3 separate regions of the Homo sapiens genome follow, and regions 1 and 3 are each linked to region 2. A link is a contact called in ENCODE Hi-C or POLR2A ChIA-PET data. All regions are on one chromosome and are shown on one strand. Each heading gives the region's core, a stretch centred on a gene start or an enhancer-like site at or near the end of the contact. The rest is flanking DNA. Distances are from core to core; before and after follow the strand shown. Region 1 holds the start of RTL6 (retrotransposon Gag like 6). Region 2 overlaps LINC00899 (long intergenic non-protein coding RNA 899). Region 3 holds the start of PRR5-ARHGAP8 (PRR5-ARHGAP8 readthrough).

What was found. A loop is a pair of places that touch in the nucleus more often than their neighbours do. ChIA-PET counts read pairs that join two places held with the same protein, here RNA polymerase II (POLR2A). Pooled maps may share reads with other maps.
Region 1: a map of naive thymus-derived CD4-positive, alpha-beta T cell shows a loop between it and region 2 (28-fold over the local background). The contact joins the promoter of RTL6 here to the enhancer-like site in region 2. A Hi-C loop is called at or near these places in 1 of 168 maps with a recorded cell type or tissue (naive thymus-derived CD4-positive, alpha-beta T cell) and 5 of 50 pooled maps. POLR2A ChIA-PET finds 5 or more read pairs at or near these places in 2 of 52 experiments (H1 and activated T-cell).
Region 3: a pooled map shows a loop between it and region 2 (10-fold over the local background). The contact joins the promoter of PRR5-ARHGAP8 here to the enhancer-like site in region 2. A Hi-C loop is called at or near these places in 1 of 37 single-sample maps with no recorded cell type and 7 of 50 pooled maps. POLR2A ChIA-PET finds 5 or more read pairs at or near these places in 1 of 52 experiments (HCT116).

What each region holds. Positions count from the first base shown.
Region 1 is chr22:44,496,979-44,499,916 of GRCh38, forward strand. RTL6 (retrotransposon Gag like 6) reads right to left here and starts at 1,255. Exons shown (of 2, transcript NM_032287.3): 1 at 1,066-1,255; 2 at 1-833. The coding sequence starts at 578. RefSeq lists silencers at 1,186-1,315, 1,406-1,465.
Region 2 is chr22:46,039,593-46,042,522 of GRCh38, forward strand. LINC00899 (long intergenic non-protein coding RNA 899) reads right to left here. Exons shown (of 4, transcript NR_027036.1): 4 at 315-1,460. It overlaps LOC124905136 (a long non-coding RNA gene), which reads left to right. Exons shown (of 2, transcript XR_007068137.1): 2 at 1-845. Among named protein-coding and RNA genes, the nearest start is that of LINC00899, 3.8 kb to the right of the region's middle. Within about 2 kb of position 1,264, at least 6 of the 41 ENCODE cell types and tissues checked have a DNase peak (open chromatin) inside an H3K27ac peak, as active enhancers do.
Region 3 is chr22:44,700,510-44,703,529 of GRCh38, forward strand. PRR5-ARHGAP8 (PRR5-ARHGAP8 readthrough) reads left to right here and starts at 1,695. Exons shown (of 15, transcript NM_181334.6): 1 at 1,695-2,099. The coding sequence starts at 1,966. PRR5 (proline rich 5) reads left to right here and starts at 1,695. Exons shown (of 8, transcript NM_181333.4): 1 at 1,695-2,099. The coding sequence starts at 1,966. RefSeq lists a silencer at 1,569-1,978.

The sequences.
Region 1 (2,938 bases), core at 5-2,504, 1.5 Mb before region 2:
GAAGTCTTCCTGATTTGGGCGCGCCGCGCATGCCGGAGCGGAGACTTGTAGGTTCTCCGCAACTCTGCCAGGAACCCCTGATAGTTGTTGCGCAAGGGGCTGTCAGGTTGCATGTGGGGGATAGCCCACTTCTCCGCCTCCCCAGTCAGTCGAGACACAAGGAAGGCCACACGCTCGGCCTCACCCGGGAAGCGGGAGGCCTGGAAGATCATGAATCTGTCCATCTGCATCAGGAACCCCGCCAACCGGCCTGGGTCCCCGGAAAAGGGCTCGGGCAGAGAGGTTGGAGGTGTGGTCATGGGTCGAGTCCCGTTTGAAGTAATTGAGGAGATGGGCGGGGTGATCTGCAGAGCCCCCGGGATCCGCGCCCTGGTGCGTAACAAGGTCAGCTCTGCCATCACGCTCTCCAGCATGTTGGTGAGATTGGCCTTCTCCGCCCGCAGGGTGGAAGCCTCCCGCCTCAGCGCCGAGTTGGTGAGGCGCAGGGAGGTCAGGGTGTCAATAACGTCATCCATCTGGGCATTCGGAGACGCTGCCAAGGCTGGGCTTTCAGCTTTGGACGTCTGCGGCTGCACCATGCTGGCCAGAGGTCAGCCACACGCTGAGATCCGCGGGTGGACCAAGAGGGTGTGGTGACCAGGTGGGCCCCTGTAGAAATGGGGGCAGTGTGGGGTGCACGACGGCAGGGCGCTGCGAGACCCCCAAGCCGAGGGCCCGAGAGAGGGGCACGCGGTGCCAGGCCCTAGGGACTTCGGCCCCGGTCCCACGCGGCTCCTTTACTGCAGACTTCGCGGACTACGGAGCCAGACGGGTGGCTGGACCTGCTCTGGGCCCTGGAGGATTAAGAAAAGATGTTTTCAAGGTTTCAGTTGCGACTAGCGGGCAGGAGGGTGAGGGGCGGCGTGGAGGGCCCGCGCGTGGGTGGCGAGGCTGCACAAAGCCCCGCGGCGCCCGCCCCGCGCCCGCCCGGGGGAGAACAAAGGGGGCTGCTCCTTGGCGGCCGCGGGCCTGGGGGCCACCACAGTGGCGGGGCCCGGCCGGGCAGGGGGCCGGGGGCACGCGTACCTGGGGTCTCGCGGTTCCTCCGCGGCTCTGTCCGCCGCCGGCCGTGACCAAGATGGCCCGCGCGGGGGACGCGGCCAGGCCGATGAATCACCGCGCGGACCGCCGAGAACTGCTTCCCGGTCAGCGCAGCCAAGCGACGGCGCTGGCGATGGCGGCGGGCGGCCTCCGGCAGGTGCAGGGACCGGGCCAGGCCGGGGCCGGGGCAGGGGCGGGGCCGGGGTCGCGGCAGAGGGCGGGTCACCGCGCGGCCTTTGTGCGGGCGGGGCCGGCGCGGTGGCGGTGGCGGGCGGGCCTTAGGCTGGCCCCGCTGGTTGCCATGGATACCGACCGCTCCCGCGCGTGCGGAGACGACCGCTGCCCCGCCCCCGGAAGTGATGCACAAAGTCCCACCCCCCCCCACCCCCCAACTCGGGCTGCTGCCAATCGGGGAAGACTGTAGTTGCTGCGGCGTCTTCATCAGGGCGGGTACCTGGTGTTCTCCCAGTCATTCCTCCCAAGAGGGCTTGCAAGGCTCTTTCTGTGGTTGTCATTGGGTTTATTTTTTTGATGATTTACTGTTCTTCTTATTTTTTTTTTTTTTTGAGACGGAGTCTCGCTCTGTCGCCTAGGCTGGAGTGCAGTGGCGCGATCCTGAGTCACTGCAACCTCCGCCTCCCGGGTTCAAGCGATTCTTCTGCCTCAGCCACCCAAGTAACTGGGATTACAGGCGCGTGCTACCATGCCCGGCTAATTTTTGTATTTTTAGTAGAGACGGGGTTTCACCTTGTTGGCCTGGCCAGTCTCCAACTCCTGACCTCAGGGCATCCGCCTGCCTTGGCCTCCCAAAGTTCTGGGATTACAGGCGTGAGCCACTGCATCAGGCCCTTATTGTGATTTGAATATAAATTTAATGTAACAAATCTTGATGTAAGAGAAGTAAAAAAAACTTTATACTACTCAGACTCCCTCCACCTAAAGATAGCAAATAGTAATACATATATATGTAACGTAGAGATAGTAATATTTCTGTACTTCCATCCAGTCATTTTTCTATGATATGTTCTACAAAATATTTTTTACCTTATGAATATTTTGTAACCATAACAGCACATTGAATTTTGAGCATTTTCCTATTAAAGATAGTTCAGAAGCATGATTTTCAGTTATTGCCTGTGGTCCATGGAACTCCTGTACCGCAAAGTATTTAGCCATGCCCTTTTTGATAGATCCTTATCTTGTTTACCATGCTAAAGTTTTATAAACTACACTTGTATATAAATCCCCACCCTTTTCTCTGCTGGGTTCCCCAGAGTAAATACCAAGGAGTGAAGATACCTGGCTGATATGGTTTGGCTGTGTCTCCACCCAAATCTCATCTTGAGTCGTAACTCCCACAATTCCCACATCGTGGGAGGAACCTGGTGGAAGGTGATCGAATTATGTGGGCAGGTCTTTTCTGCACTCTTCTTGTGATAGTGAGTGAGTCTCAAGAGATCTGATGGTTTTAAAAAGGGAAGTTTCCGGCCGGGCACAATGGCTCACGTCTGTACTCCCAGCACTTTGGGAGGCCAAGGCGGGTGGATCACGAGGTCAGGAGATCGAGACCATCCTGGCTAACATGGTGAAACCCCGTCTCTACTAAAAATACAAAAAATTAGCCAGGCGTGGTGGTGGGCGCCTGTAGTCCCAGCTACTTGGGAGGCTGAGCCAGGAGAATGGCGTGAACCCAGGAGGCGGAGCTTGCAGTGAGCAGACATTGCACCACTGTACTCCAGCCTGGGCAACAGAGCAAAAGTCCATCTCAAAAAAAAATTAAAAAAAAAAAAAAGGGAAGTTTCCCTGCACAAGTTCTCTCTTTGCCTGCCGCCATCCATGTAAGACCTGACTTGCTCCT
Region 2 (2,930 bases), core at 14-2,513:
AAAAAGGAATGGGCTATTGATAAACTCAACAACATAGATAGCAGGATCCCGAGCAAGAGTTCATACTCCATGAGTTAAAATTTTTTTTTAATAAATTGAAACTGATCTACGGTGGTTGGATTCAGATTGCTGGCTGCCAGGAAGTCAGAGACTGCCTGCAAGGGGCTCTAGGGAACATTTTGTGGTGATGTTTTCTTTCTTGATCGTGGTGATACATGTCACGGTTGCATACATTGTCAAAACTCATCGAACAGTAGAGGTGAAAGGGATTTTGCTGCATGGAACTTATTCCTTAATAAGGTTGATTTCAAAAATTAACTGGTATTTATACTTTATTTTTCAAATCTTGTAGAAAATAATGACATAAAATGCTCACAACGTATTCAACAAAAAGACTGTAAAATAACCTATAGTATGATCTAATGATTATATATACATGAATATATGTATGCATTTATAACTTACGATATGGTCCATTCATATAGATATGTGTACACACACACAAACACATATATGCATGCGCACATATATACACATACAGTTTGGAAAATATAGCAGAAGGACTTTCAACCAAATGCATTCAGTAATTACCTCATGGGTAATTGTTTTCTTTTTATTTTTTAATTCTAAATACCCTCTTAGTTTTTTCTTAATTCTAAATATCCTCTTAGTTTTTTTTTTTTTTTTTTGTACTTTTCTGTAATGAACACTATTTTTGTGGAAGAGAGTCTTTTTTGCTTGCTGTATTTTTCTTTATTGTTAATTGACAAATAATTGTATGTATTCATGAGGTATAATATGTTATATATATAACACTTTTCTTTTTATAAACAAATAAAAACAAACATCTCTCTTTTTTTTTTCCAGCTGTAGCAGGCCAGGGACATGGGGCTGGGCCCTGGACAGGGTGGTGAGGACATCCCGGTTCCCACGAAAAGCAACCGCCTGGCAAGTCTGGAGCAGGCGAAGAGGGAGTGAGGGGGTGTGGCTCGCTCCCCAAGTTCTTTGGCTCAGCTTCAGTGCTGGGTCATTCTTGGGGACTGCTATGCCCACTGGGCACTGCAGAACTTCTGGTGCGTGTGGCTAAGGGGAGTCGGGAAGAGCCCTGTCCCTGGACCAGACCTTCCTGTTGGGAGTACTGGGACCCAGTGACCTTGTGCACCTTTCCTGAAGCTTCTGGGCCCCAAGTGGTCGAATGCAGAGTGGGCTGGGGAGTCACAGACTGTGCTTCCTGCTTTCAACCTCCGTTCCAGGTTCCTGTGCGTTCCGTGGGCCCATCCACCTGGCTGGGCTTGGCTAGGCTGTGACCTTCTCTGAGGACAGGGCTCTGCCTGCATTTGGAGCTGCTGGGACCTCAGTGTCACCCCCCACTCTCGCCAGCTGGCCTCACAAAGGTGCCCAGGAGGAGACCTGATTGCCGACTCCTTTCCCCTCCCTGGCTGAGCAGATTCTACAACAGCCTGTGGAAATTAAAATAAGAGCTTAAAACTGTCAAAAAAATTTTTTTTAACCAAGTCACAAATGGGAAAGCTGAGGCGGCAGCAGGTTAAGGACACTTTGTGATGTAGCGTTCTCTCCCAGTGCTTTCGTACTGTAAACATCACAGTCCACGGTCCCTGTGAACAGGCAGCCACAGAGACTGGGTTTAGACTTGCCGGGGAAGGCTGCATCCAAAGTGGGGCCAGCTCAGAACTATTCCACCACATGGGGGGCCATTAGTTCTGCTCAGTTCTGTGGGGCCTCACTAGTGTTTCTATTTAAAAATAAGTCAAGGTAAAAGAAAAAGTTTCAAAATGTAACAGTCACGTATCTATTTCTGTAATTGTAAAGAAATACACTGTCATGTGACGGCTGGAGGCTCTGGAGCAGAGGGCCTAGGAGGAATTTTTTTTCTTTTTCTTTTTCTTTCCTGAATTCTCCAAACCGTCTATCACAGTGTGTATTGCTTTTATAACGGGAAGAGATAAAATAGACTTACATTAAAAATAATCAAACTGCACCTGTGCCTACATGTCAAATGATAAACGTGACAATCAAAGGCACTTTTTATTTATCGAATACCTGGTTCATGCCACATCTCCTGCTAGGCCCTCCCAGCGTGCTGGCTCCTCAGAACACCCTGCAGGTGGGAGCTGGGCACCAGGGTCCCTGAGGCAGCATTCAGCACCCACGTGGCAGAGCCAAGGCTGGACAGGGATGATTCCAACATCCAGGATTGTATTATGCTTATAACGACTTCCTGCCTGTTTGTATTTAAGACAAGGTCTCTCACTGCAGCTTTGACCTCCCGGGCTTGAGCAGTCTTCCCACCTCAGCCTCTGGAGTAGCTGGGAGTTACAGGTGCACACCCCCATGCTTGGCTAATTTTTGTATATTTTGCATAGACAGGGTTTCGCCGTGTTGCCCAGGCTGGTCTGGAATTCCTGGGCTCGTGCGATCCACCAGCCTCGGCCTCCCAAAGTGCTGGGATTACAGGCGTGAGCCACAACGCCCAGCCCCTGTCTCTTAAAGGTGAACATTTTCCCTAAATACAATGATCTTCAGTTAAAATATTTGTATCTTACATAGAATCTGGAATTATTTCTGTAAACAGAATTTAGTAAAAGAAATATAAAAATCAGCTGGGCACGTTGGCTCACGCCTGTAATCCCAGCACTTTGGGAGGCCGAGGTGGGCGGATCACAAGTTCAGGAGATCGAGACCACCACCCTGGCCAACATGGTGAAATCCCGTCTCTACTAAAAATACAAAAATTAGCTGGGCATGATGGTGCGCACCTGTAGTCCCAGCTACTCAGGAGGCTGAGGCAGGAGAATCGCTTGAACTCGGGAGGCGGAGGTTGCAGTGAGCCAAGATCGCACCACTGCGCCACTGCACTCCACCCTGGTGACAGAGCAAGACTGTGTCTCAAAAAAAAAAAAAAAAAAAAA
Region 3 (3,020 bases), core at 445-2,944, 1.3 Mb before region 2:
CAGCTATTCAGGAGGCTAACGTGGGAGGGTTGCTTGAACCCAGGAGGTAGAGGCTGCAGTGACCACAGTGGTGCCACTGCATTCAACCTGGGCCAAAAAGTGAGACTCTGTCTCAAAAAGAAAAGAAAACGTGTACAGCACTTGACAGTTAGTTTATAAAGCACCTGTTGCTGCCTGTGGGCCCCAAGCTGCCTGTGAGATGAACCGTTCCATCCCGCTTTACTGATGAGCAAGTTTGTCTGTTTATGTCTCTGTCTCCCAAAGACGATGGTATTTATGTCTGGAACACAGGAGGTACTCAGGAGACACTGGTTGATTTGCACTAAACAAAGACTCTTCATGAGGCTCTCTTACTTTTTATTTTATTTTATTATGATGATGATGATTTTTGAGACGGAGTTTTGCTGTTGTTGCCCAGGCTGGAGTGCAGTGGCGAGATCTCAGCTCTCTGCAACCTCTGCCTCCCAGGTTCAAGCGATTCTCCTGTCTCAGCCTCCTGAGTAGCTGGGATTACGGGCATGCACCACCACGCCCAGCTAATTTTGTATTTTTAATAGAGATGGGGTTTCTCCATGTTGGCCGGGCTGGTCTTGAACTCCTGACCTCAGGTGATCCTCCCACCTCGGCCTCCCAAAGTGCTGGGATTACAGGCATGAGCCATCACCTCTCTCTTACATTTTATATGGGGCCCTCCCAGCTCCTGGAGCTGTGGCTGTCACCCCCCATCTGATGGAGGGGTCAGGTGAGCCTTGTGGGAATCCCAGAAGCTGGGGACTGGGAAGGGCCCTGTTCAAGGGGCTGGACGCTCCCTGTGGTGAAGCCCAACTCTACCATTTGTTGATTGCACAATGTTGGCACAATGTTGGGCAAGTTATTTCACTCTGTGAGCCTCAATGTCCTCAACTGGAAAATGGGGAGAAGAATAATCTCTACCTCACGGAAGTAGTTCATGTTAGTTCATGTGAAATCAGACATCTAAAAGTGCTCTGCGAAGCAGGCAGGAAGCACCGGCTGTGCCCTGCCTTCACTGGGATCACTCTGCCCCCACCACAGGGACTTGGGAAACTGCTTGGTTTTACCATCCAAGAGACCTGGGGGTGGGAGATAAGGAGCAAACCCTCTACTTCTTCAAGCCCTCACTCCAGCAAATCCTCCAGGCAGCCAGGCAATGCTGAAGTCCCTGTCCAAGGGGGTCTAGGCTGAGCCCGGGTGGAGTGGGTTCTTGGGCCAAGGTGCCTGGAGGGGACTGAAGGCCTCTACCCAAAGTCCTCATGAGAACTGGGTGGGGGAGCCTGTGTTCAGGTGAGGGGTACGGAGGCACCTCTGTGGCACAGCCTTTGCGAGGAGGGCTGTGGAGGGAGACCTCCGGGGCCGGGGTCGAAGGACATCGTGTGGGCGCGACCGCAGTGCTGGGCGGGGGGCGGGCGCTTGGGCTTGGGCCCTGCGTCCTGTGCGTGTTGGTTTCCTGTGGGCACGTGGGGCCCTCGGAAGAGGGGAGGAGGGTGAGCACGTCCTCAGAGGGCAGACCCAGCGAGGCGTCGTGGCAGCTGCGGCCGCGGAGACGCCGGCTCCGCCTCTTGCACACGCCCCCTCGCCTGAGGCCCCGCCCCGCCCGCGATGCCCCCGCCCCCTTCCCCGCCCCGCCCCCCGGGGCGCCGAGACCCGCCCCTGGGCCCGCCCCCGGGTCCGCCCCCGGCCTCCGTTTGCGCCGGGTCTGTGCTGGCCGCGCGCCTGGCGCTCCACGCTGAGCCTCTCCGTGCAATGATTAACCCGGCGGGGCGGCCGGCGCGGGACCCGAGACGGAGGCGCGGGGCCGGGGCGGGACCCCGCAGGACCGCTCGGCTTCCTGCTCTCGCCGGAGTTTCCGCGTAGAGGGCGCATCGCCGGCCCGGGGCCCTTGGTGCGGCGTGGCGCAGGGCGCGGCGTGGGGCGCGCGTGGGCGCGGCGCAGGCGGCCCGGGTCACCATGAGGACTCTCCGCAGGTTGAAGTTCATGAGTTCGCCCAGCCTCAGTGACCTGGGCAAGAGAGAGCCGGCCGCCGCCGCGGACGAGCGGGGCACGCAGCAGCGCCGGGCCTGCGCCAACGCCACCTGGAACAGGTAAGGCCGCGCCCTCCCGGCCACCCGGAGGCCCTGGAGCCGGGGGAGGGGACCCCTGAGCCGTCCGCGGGCTAGGGGCCGCCCCGAGCCAGGAACGCTGCCGAAGGCGGCGCGGCGCTTCACAGTTTGCAAAGAACTTGCCCCGCCGGAGTGGTGCGGGCCTGGAGGAAAGTTCAGTGCAGCGTGGTTCCAGAACCCAGGGAAGGGAGCGAGGCCCGCCAGCGCCCGGGGCTGGCCCAGAAGCGCCCGGCGGGTGGGCGGCGGGGTGGGCCGGGAAGCCGCGTGCCCGCCTCCTACCCGGGGTCTTTCCACGTCTCCACTGCGGTGCTCGTGACAACCTGGGAGGCTAACGGAGCAGGAAGTATTTTTCCCATTTTGCGGCTGAGCACGGGAGCCTCGGGGCTCAGTGGGTGGGTCGCGCAGGCTTCCTGTGTCTCTTTAAGCTCCCTTCGGCTTTCCCTTGAGAGGCCCCCTGTCCTCCAGCTGTCAGCAGGGGGTGCGGCAGCTGCGAGGCATTCTTTAGAGGACTCTCCTCCAGGGGTCATTCCCAGACAAGCAGGGGCCTGGGAAGCCCCTTCTCCCAGCTTTGTTTGAGGAGCAAGTCCGGGATCTGGAAAAGAGACGGTTTATTTAGTGGAACTCCCCAGCGTCTCTGCTCCCTAGGAAAATGAGAGGCAGGAGAAAGTGAGGCAGGCTGTTCGCGGGAGGCAGTGGACACTGTTCGGGGGAGGCTGTGGACACTGTTCGGGGGAGGCTGTGGACGTTGCCCCTCTCGCGCCCACACCTGGCAGTAAAATCTTGCCAGATGCTCCACCGGCTGTGGTCTTGGCCACCGGGAACCCGGCTGTCACTTGGACACACGTTATTTTCAGTTCATTGAATGCATTGTGAGCGTCATGGTGGGCTCAGGGCTGCCAGCGA